3 separate regions of the Homo sapiens genome follow, and all the other regions are linked to region 1. Evidence: chromatin loops called from intact Hi-C (ENCODE). Cell type or tissue: ascending aorta. All regions are shown on one strand.

Region 1 (4,000 bases):
TGCCTTTCTATGCATCATGCTAGATAAGTCTGAATCAGCCAAAGAGAGTCACGGAATTTTAGCTCTTGGACCATGTGCCTGCCTCTGTGTGTGTGCACAGATGTGTGTATGTGTATGTGCGTGTGTGTGCATGTGTGGGGGGTATGTTTATACAAAAGAAATGTGTGAGAGACAGAAGCAGAGGCAGGAAGAAATGAATAGGAATGACACTTTTTTTTTTCTTGAAGGGAGAGAGCCAGAAATTACATCCGCTCAAAAATATCCTGCCTCTTTCATAGATAAATATAGCATCGTGAGTAGATGTATCACTGAATGATACTTTCAAAAAAAATCTGGGAAGGTCACTTGAAGAGGCTGTCCCTGCTGGCTCTCTCCCCTTGCTTGACTGTCCCCCAGTCCCTCATTCCCTCCCAGAGCTCTCAGACTATGGTCAGGAATAAGAGGTGGGGGAAGTGTACAGGCTTCCCACTAGGCATTCTGGAAAGGGGAGAATAGCAGGAACAATGGTGCTGCTTAAAACAGACTACTGGCCAGAGGCTCCAGGTGACCAAATGTCTCCCTCACAGGGAGGCACTCGAGAATCCACACCTCCCTGTTACAGAGAAGTAAAAGCTCAGCACGGGAGGCCAGCCCCATAGAAATGTATTTACCAGGTGTGCTGGTTGGTAGCAGGTAATTGGAGCTTAAGAATACTTGATTTAGTTCCAAGGGGTAGAGTAAAATGGTTTAATCCCTGGCGAGGTGCAGGCAGCTGCCAGCCAGAAGGGACTCCAGCCCCTGACAATGGGAGGCAGAGCGGTCATAGCACTGTGTACCAGCTGAGCATCAGTTCCACTTAGACTAACATGCAACTGATCCTTCCAACAGTCCGCAGAGGTAGACATTGCCATCCCATCTACAGCTGGAGAGACTGAGGACAGGAATGAGTCAGTGATTTATCCAGGGTCTCGTGGTCAGTCATGGTAGAGCTGGGCTTTGTCTCTTCCAAGTGTCAAGAAAGGTCCCCTGCCTTCCACTCACTCCACATGAAGGAGATAAGAGGTTCTGCTGGCAAGCCAGCCCAGCCTCGCCTGTCAGCAGAAGCCCGAGCCAGCTGTGATCATGGAAGGGCAGCTCCTGGGTCCTAACCCCTGTGAGAACAGAGAGCTGTCAGGTAGCTGCAGCTCCTCCATGAAAAAGCAGGGGCTAGGGGCCATTTTGCAGTTCTGAGCTTCTCAGCTCCTGATTCCTGTGGAGCACCCTTCCAGTGCCTCAAGGCAAGGCTCAGCATTGGTCCATCCAGCTTGGCTGTAGGCTGGGACACCTCTCTTACCTGGACAAGTAGTATCACCCTTTACTGTGCGTTCTGAGCTTCTTAACATCTGTATTCATCTGCTCGAGCTGCCATAACAAAATATCATAGACTGAGTGGCTTATTTCTCACAGCTCTGGAGGCTGGAAGTCCAGGATGAAGGGACCAGCACTGTCAGGTTCTGGTGAGGGCTCTCTTCCTGGCTTGTAGGCAGCCACCTTCTTGCTGTGTCAGAGAGAGAGAGAGAGAGAGAGAGACAGAGAGAGAGAGAGGAGAGAGAGAGAGAGGAGAGAGAGAGAGAGAGAGAGAGGAGAGAGAGAGAGAGGAGAGAGAGAGAGAGAGAGAGAGAGAGAACTGTATTCCATTGTTTCTTCTTATCAGAGCACTAATCCCATCTGATCAGGACCCCACCCTTAGGTCCTCATTTAACATTAGTTACTTTCTTAGAGGCCTCATGGGCTGGGATTTAGGGCTTCAACGTATGAATTGTAGGGGAACATGAAAATTCAGGTCATAACATCTTTTGGAGTCAGACTTGGATTCAGTTTTAACCTCTACCCCTCTCTAGCTCTGGAAAAGTTCATGCCTCATATTACTTTCCTGTTGTTGCTGAAACAATTTATCACAAAATGAGTAGCTTAAAATGACAAATATGTATGATCTCACAGTTCTAGAGGTCAGACACCAAAATCAGCCTCACTGGCGTAAAGCCACGGTGGTGGCAGGGCTGCGCCCCTTCTGGCTCTAGCTAGGAGTGTCTTCACTTCCTTGACTTTTGCAACTTCTAGAGGCTGCCCGTGTTCCTCGGCCCATGGCACCACATCACATGGACAACAGCTTCCGTGGTCATATCTACTCTCTGACTCTGACCCTCTTGCCTCCCTCTTGTAAGGACCCTTGTGATTCCATTGAGCCCACACGGATAATCAGGGTCATCTCCCCATCTCAAGATCCTTTACCTGATCACATCTGCAAAGTTCCCTTTGCCATGTGAGAAAACCAATCCATAGGCTTTACAGATGACGATGGGGACTTCTGATTTACTTTGGGCTTTGTGGGCTGAGGGCATCCTGAAGTGGCCTAGCTTGGGGCCTCTCCATCCTGTGTTTATTAAACTGGCCTGGATCATCCTGAACCTTGCTTCAGATTTCTCTTACACAAGGCTCCCCACTCCCTGCCTCGGCATTGGGTCAGCTGCAGTTCTGCCCTCTGGGTGTCACTGGAGACACAGAGCAATGCACAGAGCAATGGCTCCTGCTGACCCAGCCCCGGACAGTACCTCCTGGGGTTCTCTCTCGCCTCTCCATGTGCCTGAAGACCAGGCATGTTCCTACTGAAGCTGGGACTCAGCAACACCCGACCTTCCTCTCAACTCCTCCCAGCCTCTGGACTGAGGCTGACCCTGAATTCCCAAGTCTGGTTCTCAGCCACACCTGCCCCACACCGAGGCCTGAACCAGGAGGGCTTAGGGCCCATGGCAGTTGGTCGAGCATGAAAATCCCGCAGGCCCAGGGCCACGTGCTGTACCAGGGAAGACTGCGGGTGGGGGTGGGGTCGTCTCCCTCTTCATGGATCTTTCCCCTGTGGGCAGCCCCCACCCCCAACTTCAGAAACCAGCATCTTCACACCTCCCATCCCCTGAGAGCGGATGTGATCAGGTCAGCTTGGAGCTGCCTCAGGCTCTGGGGCTTTTCCCCAGATCTAGGCCACAAGCCTCCCATCGCAGGGAGCGGGGAAGGAGTTCAGGGCCATGGACTCACTGGAGGGGCAGGGAGGGGCCGCTGGCCCTGAAGCAGGATTCCCACGCAGAGCTGGTGAGGGCAGCTGGGGTGACATCCCCAGACTAGAGCCAGGCAAAGCCCCTGTTCAAGGCTGGAGCCCCCAGGGATGCCCCAAGGCCTCTGAGTGGGGGCTGTGGTGGGGTGGTGGGTCAGCTTCTGTGAATGAAGCCCATGGCTCTCCAGATCTCCACATCCCCCAGTGTGGCCTGGGCCTGTTGTTGCCTCAGCACTGGAGAGGGAGGAGGGCTGAGAGAGCCTCTCTTCTTCCACAGTTTGAGCTGCCCCCTCACCAGCTGTCTGGTCCCCTGTTTCCCTTGGGCTGAAGCTAGGTGGAGAAAAGGACACTCCAATTGAGCCCCTACAGGCAGGAAAGCCACACAGGTAGAGTGACCACATACTTTCCTGCCTAGAACCTCCATGGACATCTCCTGCCCAGCTTCCCAGCCTCCTCTGTCACAACTCCTTCCATTTCCCATGAGTTCCAGCCATAATGGCCCAGTGGCCACACCCGAAATCATGCACCTCTGTGCCTCTGAAACTGTGCCTCTGTGCCTCTCGAAATGCACCTCCAGGCCTCTGGTCCTTTGCACATGCTCCACCTCTGCTTCTGCCATCTTTCCTTTGCTCCTCCCCCTCAGGGGGCCTAGCCATCCCTCACGCCCAACTCAGACAGCTCTGTGTGGTGCCCCTCTTGCACCCCCAATGTGATTACTGCTCCTTCCTCAGTATCCCCAAAGGGTGTACACAGCTCTTCCCTGACATGCAGGGCATTGGCAGAAGTGTGGTCTCTGTGAGCCTGTCTCTCCCCGGGATCGTGAGCATCGTGAGGGTGGGAAGCAGGTCTTATTTTTGGAAACCCTAAGGACTGCCACGAAGCTGGACTAAAGGAGGTGTTCAGGAGGGGTTCACTGCCTTTATGAGGCACCAG
Region 2 (4,000 bases), 110 kb after region 1:
CTGTGACATCTGTACCTACCATACACATTATATCTTGAATGAATTCATTAAAGTCAACAAGAAGCCTTCCTTATTATTAAAGCCATTCTAAATGTGATTCAGCCAGCCAGAACAGTTAAGAACAACTGCAACAACAACAAAGCTATTTTTGGCTAGATGCATTGAGTGCGGGTAAAAAAAGGAAGCAAGAACAGGGTAGTCAACAGGCTAACAGGGTAGAGAAGAGAGGTTCACGCATGTAACTACAACACTGAGGAATCTTAATAGACATACAGTTAAACTGCTACACGGATTCAGAAAAAGAAAAGACCAGTTTGGCTGACGGGATCCAAGAAGATGGCCACAAATAGAAATAAAAACAAACACTGCATGTTCTCACTCATAGGTGGGAGTTGAACAATGAGAACACATGGACACAGGGAGGGGAACAACACACACCAGGGCCTGCTGAGAGGTGGGGGGCGAGGGGAGGGAAGTTAGAGGAAGGGTCAACAGGTGCGGCAAACCACTTTGGCACACGTATCCCTAAGTAACAAACCTGCACGTTCTGCATATGTATCCTGGAACTTAAAAGGAAAGAAAAGAGCCCTTCCCTTATCTTCTTGTTTATTTCAAACATTCCCACCTAATTCAACATGAAAAAAACCAAACCAAAGCAAATTTAAAATCCTGAGTGGCTACACAAACACCACATATAATATACATACCAATAATTAGAAGCCTGAAAAATCCAATGGGTAGAAATTTAACAGTATTGGTAAAGACTGCCACAGAAATGATGGCAGCTCACTCGTCAAGATTCATTTTCTTCTTTTCTCTCCATTTGCTATCACTTAATATAATACACTGGCCAAATTCGGACAATTTCAGCAGATGGACCTGGAAGCTAAGGGTTTTATCTTTTCCAACCACCCTTCCCCAAGGTGAGAGTATGATGTTTCAGCATTATCTTGCCAGACAGAAACTGCATTGGGGGTTGTGGTGGGAAATCTGTTTACAAGTGGATGGACTAAAATACTGAAACAGAAAAAAAAATCAAGTATGTGCTTTTTAGGCCTTGGGTAAGGACAATGGCAGCCAGAGGACAACACTGCTATTGTGGTGATGTAGAACACTATTTTTGGATGGCACTTTAATGAAACAACGAAACCCATGATCTTAAAGTTTACAGAAATGAAATTTGACTTGTAATTGCTACCTATCTCTATTCCCAAGATAGCAAAAGAGGCAATAGATGCATCTGAGAAACTTCTGGTTTAGCTCCTCAAATTGCAAATTAAGATCTAAATACTGAGTTTTATTTTAACAGTAAGCCATACTATCATCCTTTTGATTAATACCCAATAGCTAGTTATATGTGTTGGCTAATTTAGCTTATCTTAAACTTGTGTGCCAACACTTTAAATAAAAACACTTTAAATAAAGAGCTAATTAGAGTATAAAATAAAATGAACTGGTTTATAGTGCAGAAAAATGGTCAGCAGAATACAAAGATCTGAATTATTAAAAGTTCTGAAGTCATAAAAGAGGATGACCTTTATAAAAGAATAGCAATCTGCTTCAATTTATGTAAATGTTACAAGCTATTAGCCAATGGAACTTAAGGCTGCATAAAAGGTGAGAATTCTCAGGCATATTCCATCATACTCTGTGACATCTAACATTCCCATTTTCTGTAATTGCTGCCTCTTTGATGTTTTCATCCTGAGTTTTCCTCTCCTAGCCAAACGTTATAGGGCCAATAGAATATGATGTTGCACTTGGTACACAAAGTTCCCTCAACATAGCACGGTGAGTCAGTGAGTGAGAAATAAACTAAAATAAAATTTAAAAGGAAGGCTATGGGGATGAAATTTTTAAAAGGAATCTGGGCTTATGATACATTATGGCATTTACATCCAAACTATTAGAAAAGTTGCTGTAAAAGCTGCATAATAAGCAAAGTTGGACAACAGAGATTGTGCTTGGCATAAGCTCCTTACAGCTAGGAGAGAGCAAATAAGCCAAATACAAAATATCCTGAGCCACCAAGTTAGGATAATCACCTACAAATACAATCACTGCCATTGTGAAGAGGAGTTATATATCCTCATAAAATAATATTCTTCAAGGTGGTGCCTGTGGGTTATTAGCCTCATAAAGAATTCTGACAAATATATTCCTGTAGAAGTTCACTGATCTCATATACAATTTGATTGAAGTATATCTGTTACATTCATTAATATATTCATTCAATATTTATTGAACAATTTAGCACCATTGCCATGGGAGGGGGGCAGGGGCAGGGGTGAGGAGAGGGGGAAAGGGGGAAAAGGAGAAACAGAGACTGACTGATTCAATGCTTTTACTTTGGTTTTAGAAGCTCCTTGACCCAAAGGAGCTTACACTCTAGTATAGAGGAAAAAATATATTTTCTAATTAAGTGATTATTCTTGCTTTTTAGTATTTTTAATTGACAAATAATTGTACCTATTTATGAGGTAGTGTGCTATTTTAAGATATGTATGCAATGTGTAATGATCAGATCAGTAACTGGCATATCCATTACCTCAAACACTTACTTCCTGTGTTGAGAACACTGAAAAGCTGCTCTTTTGGCTATTTACAAGTATACAATCAATTACTGTAAATTATAGTCACCCCACAGTGTTATAGAACACTATAATTTATTCTTCCTATCTAGCTGTGCTGTTGTATCCATTAACCAACCTTTGGCTATTTCCCTTCACTTTTCCAGCCTCTAGTAACCACTATTCTACTCTCTACTCCTATGAGATCAACTTTTAAAGCTTCCACATATAAGTGAGACCATGCAGAATTTATCTTTCTGTGCCTGGTTTATTTTACTCAACATTATGTGCTCCAGGGTCATCCATGTTGCTGGGAATGATGAGATTTCATTCTTTTTATGGCTGAATAGAACGCCATTGTATATACTTACACACCAAATTTTCTTTATCCATTCATCTGATTATGAACACTTAGGTGGACTACATATCCTGGCTATTATTAGTAGGGCTGCAATTAACATGGAAGTGCAGGTGTCTCTTCAACATACTAATTTCCTAATCACCCAGAAACTGTGTGAGTCTTAAGATGGGTTCAACTGTTGTAGAAGACTGGAGGGGGACTGACAGGACTTCCAGCTGAAGAGATCAAGAAATGATCTTCCTGAGATAGGCATAAAGGAACAGGGGTATCTAATCAAAGGCAGAAGAGATGGGAGTACTGCAGGTGGTGGGAAGGAGTGGGCCACTGTGAGGCATGTCAAGTCACCACTTTGGATGGAACTTAAGTAGAGGCAAGAGCCCAGACTGGCTCTGTAGTCTGAGGTTTGAGAGCTCAGCAATGCTCTTAACTTGGTTTTGGTCAGCTTCCTTTTCTCATTTACCACAACAACTATTCCAAACTCTGATTAATCACCTCCATCCCCTTGTAACCCCACCATCATCAGATTACCTAACCTCTGATCTGACAGAGAGCACAGGGCCTTCCAGCAAAGCATCCCTCACCTTCTCACCACCTACTCCCAACCATAAGATACTATTTTGGGGTAACTATGATGATGCTAAAGCCAACAGGTCTTATTTTATCTTAGAACAAGTAGTAAACTGCTTAGGAAGATAATAAACTCTCTTAGAATACTAAGAAGGGAACGATTTACTCACCAGGCTTGGAGTATTTATAAAGTCAAACAAAAATATATATTCAGCTGAACCTTGCCTCCTGCCTTACAAAATGAGGAGTCCCTCTTAACCTGATTTCTGCTCCTATCCTCTACTGATTTCTCAGAAAACTGCTCCATTGTTAATCCTTTCACGTTCAGCTGTTCTTCTACATAATCTTCTCAGCATTTAAAAATGCTAAACTCTTCTATTCATCCTTGAGGCAGCTTCCCCTTTCTGTTGTCTACACCCCAGCCCTCTCCGCTTCATCAGGAAACTCCCTGTAGCAGTCATCTAAACTACATATCTCCACTTATATCACTCTTCACTTACAT
Region 3 (4,000 bases), 320 kb after region 1:
CCTCTCTTAACACAAAACAGAATGTTCACAAATGCAAACATTTAACTGAACAATGACCAGCTTTCTTTCTTTAAAAGTGACATTTTTATCTGCACCCAGCTCAGGAGTGGCAGAGAACTTTCTCCACTGAATCTCTGGACTAGGAGGACATTCCGAGGCTCTGTGGTCTATCTTCTTCCACCCAGGGTAGATTTAAAAATGAAAAAATAAATAAAAAAATAAAAAAATTAAAAAATTTAAAAAAGGCCGTGTGCAGTAGCTCACACCTGTAATCCTAGCGCTTTGGGAGGCCAAGGTGGGTGGATCACCTGAGGTCAGGAGTTCAAGACCAACCTGGCCAATATGGTGAAACCCTGTCTCTACTAAAAATACAAAAATTAGCCAGGCTTGCTGGTGGGTGCCTGTAATCCTAGCTACTTGGAAGGCTAAGGCAAGAGAATCGCTTAAACCCGGGAGGCGGAGGCTGCAGTGAGCCGAGATCGCGCCACTGCACTCCAGCCTGGGCGACAGAGCAAGACTCTATCTAAAAAAAAAAAAAAAAAAAAAAAATTCCCAGGGTGAAAAGTATCACTGCTATTTTCCTATTTTCCACTGTGTTTGTTGGCTGGATCTCCTTAGCAAAGAAATGGTCTTTCAGCATTTTGGTTACATATCATTATGTTCCATTTAGTAAACTCAGCTTACAAAAAGGAGGCTGGGGCAGCCAGTTTCCAATGCCCCAGTGCCTGTGACATGTTCTCATTTAATACTAATTGCTCCCTGTAAAATTTGGCCTCTTGAATTTTGTTTTTCCATGATCAGCATTCTTTATGTCTCCAACCAAAAGGCTCCATCACTCATGCATAACTCAGATAATTTATTGCATTGCCTCTGAGGAATTTCTTTCTATGGCATGTTTCTAGAAAACTCATTCAACTCCCAAATAAAACAATGGAAGGATGGATGGGATGGGGTCAGGAGAAGGATCTGGAGAGATGTGGGGTAAAAGGAGAAAATATCTAAGGATGGTGTTTAATCAGAAAACAAGATTTTCAGTTAGCATTTCTAAATTGCTGAGAAGCTGGGTATGGTGGCTCACACCTGTAATCCCAGCACTTTGGGAGGCCAAGTCAGGCAGATCACGAGGTCAAGAGATTGAGACCATCCTGGCCAACATGGTGAAACCCTGTCTCTACTAAAAATACAAAAATTAGCTGGGCATGGTGGCGGGTGCCTGTAACCCCAGCTACAGCTGAGGCAGAAGAATCGCTTGATCCCAGGAGGTGGAGGTTGCACTGAGCTGAGATCTTACCACTCCACTCCAGTCTGGGCGACAGAGTGAGACTCCATCTCAAAAAAAAAAAAAAAGAAAAAATTGCTGAGAAATGAATTGACAAAGCTGTTTAGTACAGAAGAGAGTGTTCAGCTTAGAGATGGCCCATGTGTGTGTAAGGAGGTGACAGAAAGTGTGTTGAGAAGGTGCAGCCAGCTAAGTGGTGGGCACAGGCAGGGGGAAGTGGGAGAGAGAGTGGCTGGAAGGAAGGAGAGTCAGGAGGCCATTGGGCATCTGAAGAGCAGACAGGATGGGTTCTGGGAAGCCCTGGTTTCCCCTGACGTGGCTGTGGCCCAACCAAGCTCAAGCCTCACATCCTACACCTTTCCCCGAATTACTCCAGCTAGGACTGGCTGCCTCTCTCAACTCCCATTGCGTGAATGTGTTTGTGCAATAATTTAAGCTGGCAACCCACAGCCATTTGAGGCATGCAATGTCATTTTGCCCTTGAGAGCTCAAACTTGCTACTTTGGGTTTGATTCAGTTTCTTGTTCCCAGAAGCAAATGACTTTTCACCTCTGGATCTCCACCCAAAGCATGTTTGGACCATGGACCCAGGCAGGCTTCGAGGAGCCAGATTTTCCTGCCTGCCAGTTGAGGTTTGCCCGTGCTGATTTTACACATTCCTATTAGTTTTTAATGAGTATTTTGTTTTAGCTATAAAATAGCAACTGCAGAGCCATAAACTTAGAGATCACGTGGTTGGAAGTGCATGCTTTAATTTTCAAAGTATCTCTACATAGAACCAGGTTCCTAAACCTTTATTAACGCCTATCTTTGGTCAACTACTACACAAGAATTAATTGAGTGCTTACTTTATGCAAAGCCCCAAGCTAGATACTGTATTAGTCTGTTTTCACACTGCTGATAAAGACATACCCAAAACTGGGTAATTTATAAAGAAAAAGAGGTTTAGTGGACTCACAGTTTCACGTGGCTGGGGAAGCCTCACAATCACAGTGGAAGGCAAAAGGCACATCTTCCTTGGTGGCAGGGAAGAGAGAATGAGTACCAAATGAAAGGGGTTTCCCCTTATAAAACCATCAGATCTCATGAGACTTATTCACTATCAGGGAACAATATGGGGAAAACCACCCCCATGAGTCAATGATCTCCCACTAGGTCCCTCCCACAACATGTGGGAATTATGGGAGCTATAATTCCAGATGAGATTTGGGTGGGGACACAGGAAAACCATATCAGATGCTATAGAAGGCATGAAAAAAGTCCAACCCTCCTCTCAGGATTCGAGACAGGAAAGGATTGAAGAAGTGAGTACCAACCAGTTGACTACATCAAACCAAATGTACTCTCCCACCTATTGCTGGTACTCTATTGCCTCCCCAGCCTCATTTTTTTTCACCCTGTTGCCCTCTGTGCTCCAACTATCAGAAACTGAGAAGTTTCTAAAGAAAGTTGGGATGGGCCATGAAGAAGAAGACCTTCAAGTCCAGGTGAAGGATTTGTGCTTTGTACTTACTATAGAGCCTTTGGATTATTTGATTTTGTGAGGTTTGTTTTTTTTTTTTTGGACACTAGCAATTCCATATTATTGTCAAAGGCATTTCAGAACCTAGGACTAGCTCTGACCCTTGACTAGCACTTTCCAGAGTCTTTGATATTGGAAGTGTTAACAGATGTGTGATTTTTTTTTTTCCCAGTCAGGCAAAAAAGGGTAGTAGTCTCAAAGGAACCACATAACAAAGATACCAAATACTTGACTTTTGAGGCCCAAGGCCTCAATGCAGGTGTGAGACAGGAGTGATGGGTACCTAGTGGGTACTGTGCTCACTACCTGGGTGACAGATCATTTGTACCCCTAACCTCAGCATCATACAATAAACCCATGTAACAAACCTACACATGGAGTCTGAATCTAAAATAAAAGTTGAATTTGTTTGTTTGTTTGTTTGTTTGTTTTGTTTGTTTGTTTGAGATGGAGTTTCGCTCTTGTTGCCCGGGCTGCAGTACAATGGAGCGATCTTGGCTCACTGCAACCTCCGCCTCCCGGGTTCAAGCGATTCTCCTGCCTCAGCCTCCCGAGTAGCTGGGATTACAGGCATGCGCCACCACGCCTGGCTAATTTTGTATTTTTTTTTAAGTAGAGATGGGGTTTTACCATGTTGTCAGGCTGGTCTCGAACTCCTGAACTCAGGTGATCCACCCGCCTCGGCCTCCCAAAGTGCTGGGATTACAGGTGTGAGCCACCGTGCCTGGCCGAAAGTTGAAATTATTTTGAAAAGATATGATATGTAAAATCTTTATTTAATAGTTCTCCCTGTCCCCTGCCCCACCCCAGATCAATACCCTCTAAGCTGGAGAGGAGCAAGAGAGTTTAGGGAGCTAGATGCATCTTGGGAGGCCTGAGACCTGTTTCCTTTTGGGTCTTGGCGTGGAGGAGATGACAGGACACTCCTACAAGGACGGGGTTCAGGGAGGTGAGGACCATGTGTCACTTCCCTGGGAAAGCCTCGAGTGGTGCTGAGCCTCAGAGGGTCCTCTGGCACCATGGTGTGGAAGCTGCAGAGCAGAAGTAGAATGTGGCATGTCTAGGCAGAGAACCCCTGACCCCCATCCTACCCCTAGCCCTCCTTCTCACCCCAAACATCCAGGTTTACATGGCTCTTCCAGGGGGTGGAAGTGAGCACAGAGAGTAACCTCCAGGAAGCTGCCAGCCTGCAAAGGGGC

The links. A loop is a pair of places that touch in the nucleus more often than their neighbours do. Peaks named below come from ENCODE experiments on the same cell type or tissue, not always from the same donor. Only the 100,000 strongest peaks of a DNase experiment are listed, where the experiment ranks them.
Region 2: a loop joins it to region 1, with 2.8 times the contacts of the local background. A loop is called at or near these places in 7 of 110 quality-filtered maps.
Region 3: it touches region 1 in a loop (4-fold over the local background); 9 of 110 quality-filtered maps call a loop at or near these places.

What each region holds. Positions count from the first base shown.
Region 1 is chr2:30,691,095-30,695,094 of GRCh38, reverse strand. No RefSeq gene overlaps it. Among named protein-coding and RNA genes, the nearest start is that of CAPN13, 110 kb to the left of the region's middle. In ascending aorta, a CTCF peak has its summit at 2,467; DNase peaks (open chromatin) are centred at 114, 374, 2,024 and 2,562; H3K27ac peaks cover 4,000 bases.
Region 2 is chr2:30,580,488-30,584,487 of GRCh38, reverse strand. All of the region lies in intron 5 of LCLAT1 (lysocardiolipin acyltransferase 1), which reads right to left. Among named protein-coding and RNA genes, the nearest start is that of LCLAT1, 140 kb to the right of the region's middle. In ascending aorta, no CTCF peak of the experiment used is centred here; no DNase peak of the experiment used is centred here; H3K27ac peaks cover 1,109 bases.
Region 3 is chr2:30,369,831-30,373,830 of GRCh38, reverse strand. No RefSeq gene overlaps it. Among named protein-coding and RNA genes, the nearest start is that of LINC01936, 25 kb to the right of the region's middle. In ascending aorta, no CTCF peak of the experiment used is centred here; DNase peaks (open chromatin) are centred at 459 and 1,710; H3K27ac peaks cover 3,643 bases.